3 separate regions of the Mus musculus genome follow, and all the other regions are linked to region 2. The links are chromatin loops, found by intact Hi-C in ENCODE. Cell type or tissue: heart. All regions are shown on one strand.

Region 1 (2,500 bases), 120 kb before region 2:
AGAACATCTCGAGGTAACTCCTGCAAACCCCGTTCATCTCCTGTACAAGCTAGGAAACCCCACCTGCCCTCCTTCTCCCAAACCCTCCCACAGAGAAAAAAACCACCACACTGAAATGTCATCACCCTTCGTCTCTGCATTTCCAGCAACCAGCTCAGGGGCTCAATTTTTGACTCTGTGTGAGTACACTCCCAGTTCCTGTTCACCCCAAGTTCCCTTATCCCCTCAATAGGACTGATCCCAGCACTCAGTAGTCAAAGGCTTAACTATCAGAGCCCAAGTGGCCCTGAGCACTTTCTCCAGTCTCACTTAGTAGAAACACTTCGCCCTCACCTGCTGTGATGATGGAGAATACCTTGACTTTCCTCCTTTTTAGAATAAGCCACTCCGTTTCTATTTGAGACAAGGTGACCCTCACTGAAGCTGGCCTTCACCCATTATGTAGACCTTGGACTCTGATTCTCCCACTTTCGCCTCCTGAGTTCTGGGATTAAAAGTGTTTGCCATTACACCTGGGTTATGCAGTGCTGTGGGTTGAACCCAGGGCCTCGTGCATACTAAGCAATTACTCTGTCTAATGAAGTATGTACCCAGACTGCCGCCTGTCTTTCCTAGGAGACATCAGATGTTCCTCTGCCTTAGCATACCCTCAAAGTCCTTACTTTGTCACCCTATGTCATGTGACACTAGAGACATGAACAGTTGTTTTGTTATTGTTGTTTTGTTTTTAGTTTTTAATTACATTTATTTATTTGTGTGTTTGTGTAAAAGCCTGCACACATGTACAACTCAGAGCACAACACTTAGAAGTGTTGGTGAAAGTCTCTCCTTCCACCAAGTTGGTTCCAGGGGTCAAACTCAGGTCATTAGGCGCTACCCACTGAGTCATCCCTCCAAGCCCTAACTACCTCGTTCCAGCTCATTGGAGTATGAGAAACAGGATAGAACAGGGAAAATGAGAAAATTACAAGTGGGACAAATAATCACACTGATCCCTGACTGGGGCTGTCTAGAGCTGCACTCTTCTCTCTCATGTGGTACTGACCGGCAGCCTGCAATACACCTTCTCTGCTGGCAAGAATGGAGGTGGCTACATTAACTGCCACCAGATGGCAGTACAAGGTCAAAGGTGCGTGGGACGGGTGTTCCTTGGCCAGCTCCAGTTTGGGGTTTTAGGTGGGGGAGTGCGGGGGATTGAGTGGGATCCTTTGGAGAATGGTGATGGGATTTTGTACATTAAAAAGAATTTTAATCTTCCATAGGGACTTAAAAATCAGAGAAGTTCTAATACTTTCCAAGAAGCAGGAGAATTAGCAGCAATGGACAACTTTTCCCTAAGAGCTCTCTTTCCTGTCTAGTCTCCTCTCTCCTAGCCAGGTCCCAGGCTTGCACTCATCAGTAATAATGCACTTCATGTTTTTCTTGCTCCCCAAATGTAGCATCTTTTATCACTTTTCCCTATTCCTCCACTGTTTGTTGCTAAGCAGCAATTGTGAATAAGCAACAGCCTATAAATTGTGATTAACATTCTTGTTCTCACCGGGTCGGTTGACCTTCCATATTTGACTAATGTAACAAGCAGAGCTCAGGGTCTCCTCTCCAGGGCTATCTATTCCTTGTATCTCCTTCTGATGAGACTAATGGGCTCATTTCTTATTAATCAGACCATTTCCCTTCACTTCATCCTCAGAGAAACCCTGTATGATAGAAACCTAGCAGGATTATCCAGAGTGAGCAACAGCTGGAGAACATAAGATGCCTATAGAGGCCTGCAAAACAAAAGGAGTGTGTGTGTGTGTGTGTGTGTGTGTGTGTGTGTGTGCGCGCACACACACACATGAGGAGAGGGGAGTTGTAACTAAGATACACTATATACACATATAAAATACTCAATAAAATACTTGCAAACCAAATACAAGAACACATCAAAAAGATCATCCACCATGATCAAATAGGCTTTATTTCAGAGATGCAGAGATTGTCCAATATATGAAAAAGAGAAAATGTAGTTCACCATATAAAATAACTGGGGAAAAAAAACCAAGATAATCTCATTAGATACAGAAAGGGTCTTTTAAAACATCCAACACTTTTTTTTAATAATAAAAAGTCTTGGAGAAATTAGGGACACAAAAGGCATACCTAAACATAATAAAGGCAATTTCAACCAAGCCTATAGCCAACATCAAATTAAATGGAGAGAAACTCAAAGTGATTCCACTAAAATCAGGGGCAAGACAAGCCTGTCCACTCTATATATATCTATTCAAGATAGTATTTGGAGTCCTAGCTCGAGCAATTGGACGACTATAGGAGACCAAGTGGATACAAATTGGAAAGGAAGTCAAAGTGTCGCTATTTGCATTCGGTCCCAGGCCCCCTGATTGTCTGCATACAGATAGTCTTAGGATGCAGATGAGCTGGGGAGTGGGTCAGATCAGTGCCTAGTCAGAGAGGTTATTTCTGGCAACCGATGGGAGTGGATGCAGAGACCCGCAGC
Region 2 (2,500 bases):
TTTATAATGCAGTAAGCATTTCTTCTTGGAGTGCTGAACAAAAGGGATATAATTGTTTCTTTAATCAACAAGAAGACACATTCATTAAAAAGACCCCAGAATATATTAAAGTGTTTTAAAATCTTCTCTATGATAACATAACAGTTCTAGGGGCTGGAGAGATGGTTCAGGCTGTGAGTGCTATACTGCTCTTGCAGAGGGCCCCAGTTAGGTTCTCAGTGTCTATGCTACAAGGTCACAACCAACTCTAGCTCTAGTTCTTGGTGGACACTTCACCTCTGGCTTCTGACAGCTCCTGGACTCATGTATACGTGTCTATACAGAGACATACTTACAAATGTAATATCAAATTAATAAAAATAAATATTAAGGAACAGGGTTTAATGTCACTCAGGTGCTACCTTCTTGTCACTCTGGGAATTGGAGATGAGCAGAGTCTTTATTGTTTAAGGTTGTCCTTTGCTCCCTAGGACACACAGCAGCATCGCCGAGAGTGTGAGTACTGGCACTAGCTGTTGGGCTGGTGATTGGAAGGGACCAGCTGGGACTATATTCTCAAAGGTAGTGAAAAAATAGGGCTTTTTTGGAGATAATGGTAGATCATCACAAAGCCTAGGTATGCTTCAGATTCCTGCAGCTGCTGCGGCTCCTGCTGCTGATGCGGCTCCTCCTTTAAAAACTGTCATTGTCCTGCATTAACCTCCCAAATTGCTGGGATTGCCAGTATACTCCCACTCCTGTGTAAACAGCCTCCTAATGGAAGAAGGAGTTCGTCTTGCTGACCTGAACTTCTGGTAGAATGTGTTTCCAGATGCTTGTTGTAGCACTTAGAACTTTAGCTGTACCCACTGTGCATATACATTGTTGTTCCAACTGATCACCTCAGAGGCCTGGGGAGGGTGATTAATTGTGTTTCCTCAGTTATATATGTCACAGTTTAGGGAATATGTATGGATAGGTATAAAAGTCCAAAAGTAAAGGGGAAATGTTACCAGTACAGTTTGCAATAAGTTTTTGCTGTGCCTGGCCGAATAGAAGGATGCTACCACACCCTGCAAAACCTCCAAAGTTCTCTCTGTCAAAGACCCACTGGCTGAGCTACACACACACACTCAGAAAGATCACCATCTATTGGCAAATCCAGGGAGCTGCAAGTGCTTCACCTCCTATACGTTAGTAAAAGGCACAACCCTTCAACTTCCTTTCTACTTGGTGCTAAAGTTCATTTAGGGCATAAGATTTCCAGGGCCCTTTACAGCTGTGAAGTAAAAATAGTTTTTACTGTCTTTAATGGTTTGGTGGAGGGGTGGGGGGAGGCAAATGAATTTTGTAGCAAAATACCTAGACAAAATTCAAATTTCTGTTACTCTAAATATAACTATCAGAAAGCAAGCACACTCACTTGCTCACGTCTTTCCTACAGATGTATTTGTAGCATGGTGGCTATGTCCCTTAGAAAACTTGGAACCAGCGGGGCCAAAAGTGCTTACTGATGACCTTTTACAGAAAATGCTTGCCAGCCCCTGCTGAGTCTAATAATAGGATGGTCAGAGTGCTTGGCAATATTAAACAGGCCAGGAAGAGCTCGTACACTCCTAGGCTCATCCATTTGTGCCATAAGCAATGTGAGAGACCAACGAGAACGTTTAGAGACTGAATTAAGGGGGTGCTAAATAAACAAGGGGAATGGCATTGAAAATAAAGGTGAAGGGCTACCCAGATGGCTCAAAGGTTAAGAGCTCTGTACTGCTTTTGCAAAGGACCTGAGTCAGGTTCCCAAAACCCACATCAGACCACTTATAACCAGACATGTCTCCAGGGGATCTGATGCATCTGACCTCCTAGGACACACACACATGGGCACATACCGTCTCCACACAGAAACACACTACACGCAGGGCGTGGTGGCTGGCACACACCTTTAATCCCAGCACTTGGGAGGCAGAGGCAGGCGGATTTCTGAGTTCGAGGCCAGCCTGATCTACAAAATGAGTTCCAGGACAGCCAGGGCTACAGAGAAACCCTGTCTCGAAAAGCCAAAAAAAGAAACACACTACACACACACACACACACACACACACGATTATGAGCAGATCTTTAGGAACACCACGTTTCTATTTCTTTGTAAGTTTTTATGTAATACAGAATATTTTAAAAATAAAATTAATAAATATTTTTAAAGGGTAGAGGGAAGAGAGAAAGTCACTCACATAATAGCCCATTATATGTTGTCTAATTACAGCACAGACCAAAACCTCAGGTTCTCTCTTGTCCCTGTGTTATTAATAAGCGTGGAATCATTAATGGACTGCTTGTCTCTGTGTGAAGCCTTTTACGGACGGAGTTTATTAGGCAGTCGGGGAGTGGCAATGCTTGGCAACGGAAGCAAGTGCAGCCTGTTGACTTACACAGTAGTGTAGTATTAACCGGAAGCAGGGCCTTTAACATGGTCCAGTGGGTGAAGGGGCTTCTAATTCCAGCACTTGGGAGTCTGAGGTAG
Region 3 (2,500 bases), 100 kb before region 2:
GCTGACGGCGAGGACACCAGTATGATGGTCTGGAATGGCCAGTGTGACCATGGCTGTGAGATGTTTTGGCAGAAGTCAGCAAAGAAAGCAAAAGAGGCTGACAAAGGAAAGACTTCAGGTGAAAACAAGAGGGGCCCAAGTATGGAAGGCCTGCCCAAAGCTGATGTCTTTTTAACCAGTTACAGCCAAGGCAGGCCTGTGAGGAAAGGAAGCCTCCTGCTTAAGAAATCTTGATTCTGAATGTGGCTAATTCAATGCAAGGTGTTGAAAGATCCTCGCAGAATGTAAAAGGACACAGAAGCCCTGAAATTGGCAAGATAGACGTCAGTGTTAGCAGAACTAGCTTCACTGATTTAGAAAAATAGAGGTGCACAATGCTCTGGCCACTCCTTGAACCTGTGTGTCTGCCAATGTTCTGACCAGGTGTGTGCCCATTGCTGCACCTTCATTAGACTCTTTCCTTGTACCCCTCCCATACCCATTTCTTGAGAATAGACATTGTTTAGATCTGGAAATCCCCTAATCTCCCCCTTCTCCTTTCCCCCCTGAGGGCCTATAAAAACTGGGAACTCTTTTCTCTCGAGGTCGACTCCTCTGCCCCTGCGTGGGATATGAGTCGTCCCCAGAGCTCTGGCTTTCCCCGAATAAAGCCTCATGTGGTTTGCAACAAGCTCGGTCTGTCGTGAGTTCTTGGGTGTCCGCTATTGTCCTGAGGCCTGAGCGAGGGGCTCCTCTCGGAGTCTTTCAGTGTTAGTTTTGATCTTGTTCTGGTTATGTCAAGACGAAAAAGACAAAGTGGAGTCACTGACCAGACGTATTAGTGTTCCTCTTGCTTTAGAAATCAGTAAGGTTGCTGGACTTACAGGTAATGAATGGGAGATTAAAATAGCAGAAGAGACTTGGAGGTGTAGTTCAGTGGGTAGAGTTCTTGTCTAGTGTACATGGAACCCGGCATATCATAGACTGGGTGTGCTGGGGCACACCTGTAATGCACACTCTGGAGGTGGAGAACTAGAAGCTCAAGATCATTCTTGGCTATGCAGAAGAGTTTGAAGAAGGTTGGGGCACATGGGACCCTGACTGACTGCCTTAGCTCTTAGCACAAGCACATCCTACCAAACGTAGTGTCACGTGTAGTGTGCTCTTTTCTGTAGCTTGATACTGACATCTGGAATGTACCTTCTTGTTTTGTGTTCTGAAATAAATGGAAGTGGTTACATTTACTGACACTAGATGGCATCACATAGCCAATTATGCTGGCAACAGGTGTTTCATGGCCAGCCTGGGAACTGGTTTTGGTGAGTCAATTGGAGATGATGAAATTCGTGTAGAACTGTGTAGTCGTTCTCAAAATAGTGCCTGAGATAAACCCAGCAGAGAAGAAACAGAAAAAAACTTCAAAGTGTACTAGAAATTTTATTGGCTATGACATCCCAAAACGCTTGAATTATTTAAAACTGAACACAACATTGTAGTAGATAAAGATTAAGTTTCTTGTCACCAGAATACCATCTCTGTCTCTGCAAAGTGACCAGACAGCCGTCTGTCTGCACACAGAGACTGAGACAGTATCACTCTGGAGTCCAACCCAACCTGGTCTGACCTTAGACTCTATAGTGCTGAACTTACAGTTAAATGCCAGCACGAACCCTGTGTGTGTGTGTGTGTGTGTGTGTGTGTGTGTGTGTACACATGTGTGTGGTATGTGTGTGTGTGTGTAGTGTGCGTGTGTGTGTGTGTCTGTGTGTGTGTCATAAAATGTGTGTGGGAGCCAAAGGAGGACTCATGGAAATCAGGTATTTTCTCCACCAGTGGATCCTGGGATCCCACTCAGGTTGTCAAGCTGGGCAGCAAATGCCTGTACCCAGTGAACCACCTCGCCAATCCTGAAAGCCACTGAATTCCAGTCTTTCTTGGGGACTTTCTTTGCTTTGTAGTTCAATGAGTGAAGATTTGCTACTAAAGAGTGATCCATTGTTGCCCCCCAAAAATGAAGTACAAAAAAATTACAAAGATGCTGTTTAAAAGCATTCGATTGTTCCTGGGGCTGGAGAGAGACAATGGCTCAGTGGGAAAAGTGCTTGCTCTGCCAGCAGGAAAGCCCTGAGTTCAGATCCCCAGCACAGCATAAAAGCTGAGTGTAGTGGCTTATTTCTGTAACCTTAGTGCTGGACAGGCAGACAAGGAAAGTCCAGGAGTGCACAGCCAGCCAGTCTGGCCAAAAGTGGGAGCTCCAGATTTACTGAGAGATCCTGTCTCAAAAGAAGTAAATGGAGAGTGGTGAGAAGCACACTTGTCACCAGCTCTGGTCTCCATATGTGCACACTTACGCACGCGCACACACACACACACACACACACACTGCAGATGTAGGCATGCACACATCTGTGTAAACACAAACGTAATAACTAATGTTGAATTGCAAATATATTTCAGTGGAATAGGAAGCAATAGGGAAATTAGGAAGCTGCATAATTAATTCCCAGGAAGAGGTGACAGG

What was found. Hi-C counts contacts between places; a loop is a spot of excess contacts. Peaks named below come from ENCODE experiments on the same cell type or tissue, not always from the same donor. Only the 100,000 strongest peaks of a DNase experiment are listed, where the experiment ranks them.
Region 1: a loop joins it to region 2, with 2.1 times the contacts of the local background. A loop is called at or near these places in 2 of 42 quality-filtered maps.
Region 3: a loop joins it to region 2, with 2.3 times the contacts of the local background. A loop is called at or near these places in 12 of 42 quality-filtered maps.

Annotation. Positions count from the first base shown.
Region 1 is chr6:71,148,658-71,151,157 of GRCm38, forward strand. Gm30391 (a long non-coding RNA gene) reads left to right here. Exons shown (of 3, transcript XR_377755.1): 1 at 1-13. Among named protein-coding and RNA genes, the nearest start is that of Gm30391, 1.3 kb to the left of the region's middle. In heart, a CTCF peak has its summit at 1,105 (motif pointing right); no DNase peak of the experiment used is centred here.
Region 2 is chr6:71,267,993-71,270,492 of GRCm38, forward strand. No RefSeq gene overlaps it. Among named protein-coding and RNA genes, the nearest start is that of Mir8112, 2.4 kb to the right of the region's middle. In heart, a CTCF peak has its summit at 1,139; DNase peaks (open chromatin) are centred at 1,549 and 2,389; H3K4me3 peaks cover 247 bases; H3K27ac peaks cover 1,884 bases.
Region 3 is chr6:71,165,716-71,168,215 of GRCm38, forward strand. No RefSeq gene overlaps it. Among named protein-coding and RNA genes, the nearest start is that of Gm38827, 13 kb to the left of the region's middle. In heart, a CTCF peak has its summit at 1,233 (motif pointing right); no DNase peak of the experiment used is centred here.